Regions from separate parts of the Homo sapiens genome. Here region 2 is linked to region 1. Evidence: read pairs that join two places in POLR2A ChIA-PET (ENCODE). Cell type or tissue: OCI-LY7. All regions are shown on one strand. Each heading gives the region's core, and the rest is flanking DNA. Links, peaks and the distances in the headings are about the cores only.

The links. ChIA-PET counts read pairs that join two places held together with the same protein. Peaks named below come from ENCODE experiments on the same cell type or tissue, not always from the same donor. Only the 100,000 strongest peaks of a DNase experiment are listed, where the experiment ranks them.
Region 2: POLR2A ChIA-PET joins it to region 1 with 5 read pairs; 1 of 35 experiments calls an interaction of 5 or more read pairs at or near these places.

The regions. Positions count from the first base shown.
Region 1 is chr7:135,230,828-135,235,223 of GRCh38, reverse strand. STRA8 (stimulated by retinoic acid 8) reads right to left here and starts at 1,386. Exons shown (of 9, transcript NM_001394401.1): 1 at 1,321-1,386. In OCI-LY7, for the core only: a CTCF peak has its summit at 2,308 (motif pointing left); a DNase peak (open chromatin) is centred at 2,293.
Region 2 is chr7:135,504,573-135,508,968 of GRCh38, reverse strand. All of the region lies in intron 1 of CNOT4 (CCR4-NOT transcription complex subunit 4), which reads left to right. Among named protein-coding and RNA genes, the nearest start is that of CNOT4, 3.3 kb to the left of the region's middle. In OCI-LY7, for the core only: no CTCF peak of the experiment used is centred there; no DNase peak of the experiment used is centred there; H3K4me3 peaks cover 1,686 bases; H3K27ac peaks cover 11 bases.

The DNA.
Region 1 (4,396 bases), core at 325-4,324:
TTCAGAATGGCCATAGCTCTAACATATTTTCCCCTTTAAAAAACGTATTGCTGCCCAGGCACAGTGGCTCTTGCCTGTAATCCTAGCACTTTGGGAGGCTGAGGCAGGAGGATCACTTGAGCTCAGGAGTTTGAGACCAGACTGGGCAACGTGGCCAAACCCCATTTCTACAAAAAATACAAAAATTATCTGGGCGTCATGTGCCTGTAGTCCCAGCCACCCAGGAGGCTGAGTTGGGAGGATCACTTGAGCCTAGGAAGCAGAGGTTGCAGTGAGCTGAGATCATGCTACTGCACTCCAGTCTGGGTGACAGAGTGAGATTCTGTCTAAAAGCAAACAAGTGAACAAAGAAAACCAAAACTTATTGCTGTGTTCGACCTTGTTCATGAGATCAGCTTGCCAAACATAACCTTTCAGTCTAACAAAGTTAGGAGGCAGCTTCGTTGATACCTTCTTCTAAAAGGGCATTTTGTGAGGATTAACACTGTCACATGACATATTTTTATTAATTGTCCTCTATAAAGCAGAGCATACTTTCATTACCACATATTTTCCTATTAAAACACTTTTTAATATCCACTCAGAGCTGACGTTTAAAAAACTCCCTAGACTAAACTTTAAAAAAAATGCCCTCACCTTCTCCAAATTTCAGAGAAATGTTCATTTTTAAGCATCAGTCCACAAAATATTTGAGTGTGATCCATTCTCATTAGCAAGCCCCAGACAGTATAATACACTGCATAATGTACTACAACCCACAGACAGCTTCCTTTGATTTTCTATCTATATCAAATTATGTAAAAATAATCCAGAATTGGCTGGGTGCCGTGGCTCCTGCCTGTAATCCCACACTTTGGGAAGCCGAGGTGGACGGATCACCTGAGGTCAGGAGTTCGAGACCAGCCCAGCCAACACGGTGAAACCCCTGTCTCTACTAGAAATACAAACAATTAGCCGGGCGTGGTGGCCCACACCTGTAGTTCCAGCTACTCGGGAAGCTGAGGCAGGAGAATCGCTTGAACCCGGGAGGCGGAGGTTGCAGTGAGCTGAGATCTCGCCATTGCACTCCAGCCTGGGTGACAAGAGCGAAACTCCGTCTCAAAATGATAATAATAATAATCATCATCATCATCATCATCATCATCCAGAATCACTCTCAAAAATGTAGGTAGCCACAGTGACGGATACAAAAGGCTCCTGTGAACCCCGCGCTAAAAGTTCACCTGTTAGGCTCCGCTGCACTGAATTCTTTCAAGTCTACACAAACACTCATATGCCCAAGGGCACCTTTCTGGAGAGGAGCGTTCAAAGGATACTTACTCGCCAACGGTGCACGCGACGTCCCCACTCCCGGGACAGCAGTCACCCGGCTTCGTGCGCCGGAGTGGGGATCGCGGTTCCTGTCTGGGTCAGAAAACAGACCTGGCACCTCGTTACAGGGGTGGGGACCAATCGCGGCCCTGTCCCTGGCCGCCACAGCCAATGGGGATGCGTGGTGACGGGCCAATGGGCGTGTGGGCAGTGGAAGAAACAGTGTTACAAGTTGTCCGAAGGCGACAGAAAAGGGAGGAGAGAGAAGAGGGAGGGGCGGGGCTGACTCACCTCGCAGGGTCGCGAGGGGTCAGGGAGGGGACCCTCGCGTCAGTAATCAGCTCGGGGGCTCCACACAGCCTTCATGTGTCCTCAGAGGACTAAGTAGATGCCCTCCAGCTGGTTCCACTCACCTGGCACTGGGCCCCAGTTTTCTCATCTCTCAAATGGGGCAATGCCACCAGCTTACAGGGTTGTCCTGAGGGTTACGGAAAACCCCTTAGATAAAGGAATCAAAATACCAGGCTCGCTGCCTCAAGCGAAAACATGAGAAAACGGCATGAAGGAAATAAACGCATAAAAGGGAGAAAGGGAAATAGCATTTTAAATAAGGCAGGAAGAAATAGAGGATGGGGGGAGAAAATGGGGTGGAGAGAAGGGACCTTTAATAGCTCAGATTAAAATATCAAGAATAAGAGAGAAAAGGGGTTCACTCTGGGTAGTAGGAAGTAGGTATTCTTTCAGTTTGGAAAAAAAATTCATTTTTCCTTCCCAAATATAGATGTACTCTCGTTTAGGCTTCTTTTTGCTTGTATGCTTATATCCTGCAATATTTCGTGATGCTCATGATCCCACTATATCTGGTTGACACTGGTGGGGGTACTAGCGAGGCCCTACACATTTGGTAGCAGATGCAGGACAAAGCCCCTTGAAGTGCCCGGCTCAGGGCCAGTGCACGGTGCAAGAAGCATGGCTCCGCCCAGGCGCCCCCTTGCTGCCATCTGATGGGTGAGCTCCTTCACTCCTGAGGCAGGGGTGAAACAGGGGTCACAGGCTTAGCAGGCGTAGCAGGGGATTCTGGATTAGAATCCACCTCGCAGGGACTGAGAGGACTATCAACGAGCCGCTACGGAAAGCACGCAGTAGGGTACCTGGGAGGCTTAGACACTCATGAAGTTTGACGTCAGTGAGATGATGTCCCACATATAAAGAAACCGTCACATAAAAACAGAAAAACCTTCCAGTAAGGGTCAATTCTCATTCTCCCCTTCTAGCATTTTTTTTTTCCTGAGACAGGTTCTCGTTCTGTCGCCCAGGTTGGAGTGCACTGCAGCCTCGAATTCCCGGGCTCAAGCGATTCTCCTGCCTCAGCCTCCTGAGTAGCCGGGACTACAGCCCCGCACCACCACACCATGCTAATTTTTAATTTTTTTGTAGAGACAGGCCTTTCTAGGAAAATTTAAAATGTTCATTTCACTCCAAAATTCTGCTTGGGTCGCTGCCCCATTTCTGGCTGTCACGCAGCCCTTGACCTAGGGTCGCTCAGGGCTTTAAGGAAATTGTCACCACCCCACTCCACCCCCACTCCCTGACTTTTCTCTCCTGGGCCTGCCCACACCTCCCACCACCAACCTCCCACCACCAGCCCTACCTGCCGTGTTGCTGGGGACCTAGGGGTTTGTGAAGCTCTGTCTTGGGGAGCCTTATCCTCGCACCAAGATGACACAGAGTGGTTTGGAAACTGACCTCTGACCTGCCTCAACCTTTCATGTAGTCACCCCACCTCCCGCCCCAACCACTGCCACACACACAAGCAGATGTGCACCCAGAAAAAATGTAGTCCTGGGGGGAAAGTTACTAAGAAGCTTATTTACCTGCCACAGCCTGATTTCTTGATTGAAAAAGAGGATCTTGTCCACATCAATCTTCCCCATAGCTGCAAGGCAGAAGGCTCTGCCATGAACACTGGGGGCCTCCTGGTGGCCTCTCACTAGCTCTGGATATGAAGAGTTATCCCTGGTAACACCCACACACACCACCACCCTCTGACCTTGACCCCTTCCTCCCAGTAGCAAAACTTTTGCCCTAAAATACACTCCCTCCCCACCACAGGAACATAGATCCTGTCCAGAAATGCCCTCCCCCTACAATAACATAGATCCTTCTCTGAAATATTCCTCCAGCAACATAGATTCTGCCCTGAAATTCCTCCAGCACAGTGGCATAGATCCTGTCTTGAAATACTCCACCCCAGCAGAGATCCTGCCGGGAAATATTCTCCTTCTCTCCCAGTTGGAGAACATGCCCTCCTTGCAGATCCAGCTCAACACCCAGGAAGCCTTCCAAGATCCCTGCATTCATACCAACTCGGGATGGCCACCCCTTTTTGCGCCCCTTGGCCTAACTTTCTGGTAGAAGGAATAACCCTCTGAATTTATTCTCCTTGTTAGTGTCCATCCATTTCATGAAATAAAAGGCCGGGACTTCAGGCTGTATTATCTTTTTATCCCCCAATTAAAATGAGAGTGATGGATCCTATACTGAGACTTTACTGTGCTCAGCATCCTCAGGGACAACTCTGTGAAGAGTCTTCTCCCCAGGCTCAGAGAGGGCCAGGGACTTGCTCAAGATCTTCTCTCTGGTCCTCTGCACTCCATGCCCCCTTGGGGGGCATTTGGTCCCTTAAATATCAACTACCTTAGGACAGAGAGATATATGCAAGATTTTGTAACTTTTAGAACAAAAAACCCTCAGCTTTGAGCTGAGGTCTGCAGATGGTGGCTCCCAGGAAAGAATGAAAAAGGCAGAGACACAATGGAGGGATGCACTCTCTGACTGCAGTCAGGGGCTCCCAGCACTTCTGCCAAGATGAGCCTGAGACACAATCCTAGATAGGCTTTTGCTCACCGTGTCCTTTGCATGGGGCTAGACATTGGCTTCCAAGGGACCCTGCAGATACAGTAAACTCCTTTATGGGGAGCATTGCTGGGTCAGTATGGCTGGGCACTTCCTGCTATAGGAGGGCAGATGTATGACCCCATCAAGACATGTCCCAGGGTGAGAGTCCCCACCCTCCCCAGACCTC
Region 2 (4,396 bases), core at 157-4,156, 270 kb before region 1:
CTCTGTTGTGTTAGGACTTGGCTTTTTTTCTTTTTTTTCGTTTTGGACCGGTTTTATCATGCTACTAAGCGTTCTTTGGATTGCCTCTCCCCAGGACACTTAGTGTGGGCCCTGATTTATACCAATAAATATTAACCCCAGCATTACAAAATAAGATAAATCTGGCGCACATACAGAATTCATCTGTGAACTCCGCTAGCAAATATAAGTGATATTTTGATTACATGTGGGTTATGTGTGGGTTCTGTATTGAGGCTTGATTTTTGACTGAGTTTTATTGATGTTCAGCTTAATTGATGACATTTTATTTATGATTTGAGTGGAAATTTCCTCTCCAGTTAATATCAGATTTTCTTCTTATTTTTGGATTTGGGAAGTTCTCTTGACATTTCTAGGATGATAGTTATCAGAATAAATTGTCTTGTCTTGAAAATCCATTAGTTATGTATGCAAAAGAAAAATCGACATTTTTATATAAACCTAAGTTCCTCGTATTTTTCTCATAGAAAAGAAGGGGGCTGGGAAAAGAATGACAAAGCTGTGCACATACATGCATTTGGTGGAACTCACTGTCATTGTTATCTACAGTAAAAAGCAGAAAACTGGAAGCAAGAGGTGGCTTATGATGTCCATGTTTTGGTGAAAGCAAAATTAAGATGTACTGACTAATGGTAAAATGGGAAGAAGCAGCCCTGGCTATAATCAGACCACTGTGAGATAAAGAATTACCAGAAAAGCAACCAAGATTACATAGTTCAAATACATACATCCCAAGTTTAAACATGACTTACATGACATTGTATTCTTAAGATATATGTAAAAATGTTTAAAATCAGTGACAGTCTCATGTGGCAGTCCATTACTGGGTTATTGTAATTTTTACAAATTTTACCTGTAAAATTTGGAATCTTAACATTTGGCATTATGTTCACTTGATTGTGATAAATGGTCTGTTTTACCAAATGTAAACTAAGGTTAGAAAAGCTGTTTATAAAACTTTTTTCTTTCAGCCACTTAAGCCCCAATTTGGGGGACCAAATAAATACCTACTCTTAGAACTGCAAGCAATTTATATAGCAAACTTTGTGCTAAGTTACAAGTTGAGTTTTGGGTTTTTTTTAATCACTTACATTTAGTTTATCAGTAGGAGTGTATTTAATAGTTGATCTTTAACTCTAAAAAATATACTTTTTGTTGTAATACACTGGTGGAGAAGCTTTCCACTTTTAAAAATCCTAACACAGGTTTAGAAACTCTTGGCAGTCATACTTGGCTGAATTGTAAGCAGTGAGTTCTAGGAGAGGATTGTTTGTCTGGTAGAAGGGAGTAAGTGATTTTAATACATCTTTTTTTTTAAAAAAAGGTATTTGTCTCACGAAATATTTTCTCAAGTAATTCTTTCCCCTCCATAATTTTTGCCCGCAGTTACTGAATTCTTCATTTCAGCCCTCTGAAGTCAAAAGGAATTTACTTTTGTATCTTTAGTACGTTTAAAGAAGATATCTAAAGTTCTTTAACATTTTGATAGGAAATAGGGAGCTGAGATTTCTAAATAGTTTTGCTTGGTTTTAGTTTTTTGATCTAACGTTATGAACACTGAAGCTTCATATTTTCATGGTTTCTTTTGATAATTTGGAATACTTTCTGCCAGGTTGAGTAGTTGAATTCTTGAGATCAATAGATTATTTCTGTAAGAAGGTTTTGAACATGAATCGCTTAAAGTTGGCCTATTATAAAATTAGGATGAGACAGTTATAATCAAATGACAAAGTGCAGAAAAATAAAATTGTTTTTGTAATGCCCTTCAACTTGAGTCTAAATGGGAGTACTAGCGATAACTTGCAACTCATTTGTTAAAGAAAGGGTGTTGCCAGTGGATGAACTCCTAGCTTTAGGGGAGTCTTATTTTAAAAATGATTTTGTGTGCTTTAAAGGAATGAAAAAATATCTTATCAGTTTAAGCAGTTTGGATTTAGAAATCTTCCCTTTTTTCACCTCCCTAATCTTGGCTTTAAAAGGAATCCATATTCTTCAGTTTAATAAATTTATCTTTTTGTTGTTTTGTATGAGAAAAATATTAAATTTTCTTTTCTTTCTTTTTCTTTTCTTTTCTTTTTTTTTTTGAGACAGTCTCGCTCTGTCACTCAGGCTGGAGTGCAGTGGTGCGATCTTGGCTCACTGCAACCTCTGCCTCCCAGGTTCAAGCGATTCTCCTGCCTCAGTCTCTTGAGTAGCTGGGATTACAGGCGTGTGCCACCATGCCCGGCTAAGTTTTGTATTTTTAGTGGAGACGGGGTTTCACCATGTTGGTCAGGCTGGTCTTGAACTCCTGACCTCGTGATCCGCCCACCTTGGCCTCCCAAAGGGTTGGGATTACAGACGTGAGCCACCATGCCAGGCCTAAAATTAAATTTTCTAATGTGACTGCAAATAGTACTCAATTAAATATGTTTAAACTTAGTGTTATTATTTTTATAGATCATTTAAGTAAAATGGTTTTAATTTGTGAAAACTTCAGCCTCTGGTGAAAATTCAGTTAGTTAGCTCTCTTACAGTAACTATAATACTGTCTTGACTCTTTGTGAAGGAAGTTACATTCAGCTCATTTGGTTCTGAAGAAAACAGTAGGGAAATAGGTTATAGAGATTTTTGCTGTTCTAGAAACAGTATAACTAGAATGTACTACATAATTTTCTCAAAGGATTTCTTAATCTAAATGGAACTTGTAAATGGTTTTTATCCCACTGGAATAGCATGTATTGGATAAAACTTGTTTAACACATTCTGAGATTTTATAATATTTTATGTTACCTCAAAGATATTAGGAAAAATCTGCAAATATCCATTCCTGAATAAAAGATGACAATATCCTCAATATTTTAAAGATTGTAGTATATACATATTTTCCTCAAAAGTTGAGAGTACTCAAATTTAAAAGCTAGCATAATTTACCCAGTTATTTTTGTGATGCAAGGAAAGAAGATATGTGGGACTTTTTAATCATGCATTTATTGGTTTTCTAAAAGAACTTCACAATTGTTTTTAATCTTGTTATGTGGACTTCTTTATTAGAAAAGATTATGTGGTAAATGTCAACTTTTTCTACTATAATAGAATCTAACTGGTTCTGTGACACATTTCTTTTTTATGATACGATTCTTTATTATTTAATTACAAAGTTTATAAAAAATTTCACCACTATTTTGTCTCCTTAGATTTTAGTACTTAGATTTTAGCAGCATATTTTTCTTTTTATCAGAAAAGAGAAATTATAAGCTACTAAAAAGAAGATGATTACTTTTACTTGGTAGGAAAACCTAACTTTAAGGATGGTATAACACAGTTTGAGTATGAGTTTATTTTTCATCTTAACAGGTTTATTTGTGAGTATGGCTTTTTTTCTCCCCGCTACTCCCCAAGACGGAGTCTCGCTCTGTCACCCAGGCTGGAGTGTAGCTGCACGATCTCGGCTCACTGAAGCCTCTGCTTCCCAGGTTCAAGCAATCCTCCTGCCTCAGCCTCCCGAGTAGCTGGGATTACAGATGTCCGCCACCACACTCAGCTAATTTTTGTATTTTTAGTAGAGATGGGGTTTCACCATGTTGACCAGCTGTTCTCGAACTGCTGACCTCGTGATCTGCCCGCCTTAGCCTCCCAAAGTGCTGGGATTACAGGTGTGAGCCACTGTGCCCGGCCTCAAGTACGGCTTCTTTATTATTAAACTCTGTTTATACAGGAGAGTTGTCCTGTTTTAAGCTTTAATTGCTTTGGGTGATGGGCAGATGATGTATTGCTATTAGGATAAGTCTTGCTATTTGTATAGGTGTGTATGTCAGATAACTGTTCAAAAACAACTTTTTTAAAGTATGGCTACTAAAATCTCACCTCTTGAGTTTTAAAGCAATTATGGAGTAGAATTTGAAATCAAAATAATCAAAATTGGCTTGTGGATATGCCTAAAACCAGTTTGGAAAAAAGGTCAAGGCAAAAAAGCAGTGTAATTAGAAGAATAAAATGCTTTCCCTTAAAAATAGTAGATGTGACCGGGCACGGTGGCTCACGCCTGTAATCCCAGCACTTTGGGAGGCCGAGGTGGGCAGATCACGAGGTCAGGAGTTCGAGACCAGCCTGGCCAACATGGTGAAACCCCATCTCTACTAAAAATACAAAAATTAGCCGGATGGGCCGGGCGCGGTGGCTCACGCCTGTAATCCCAGCACTTTGGGAGGCCGAGGCGGGCGGATCACGAGATCAGGAGATCGAGACCATCCCGGCTAAAACGGTGAAACCCCGTCTCTACTAAAAATACAAAAAATTAGCCGGGCGTAGTGGCGGGCGCCTGTAGTCCCAGCTACTTGGGAGGCTGAGGCAGGAGAATGGCGTGAACCCGGGAGGC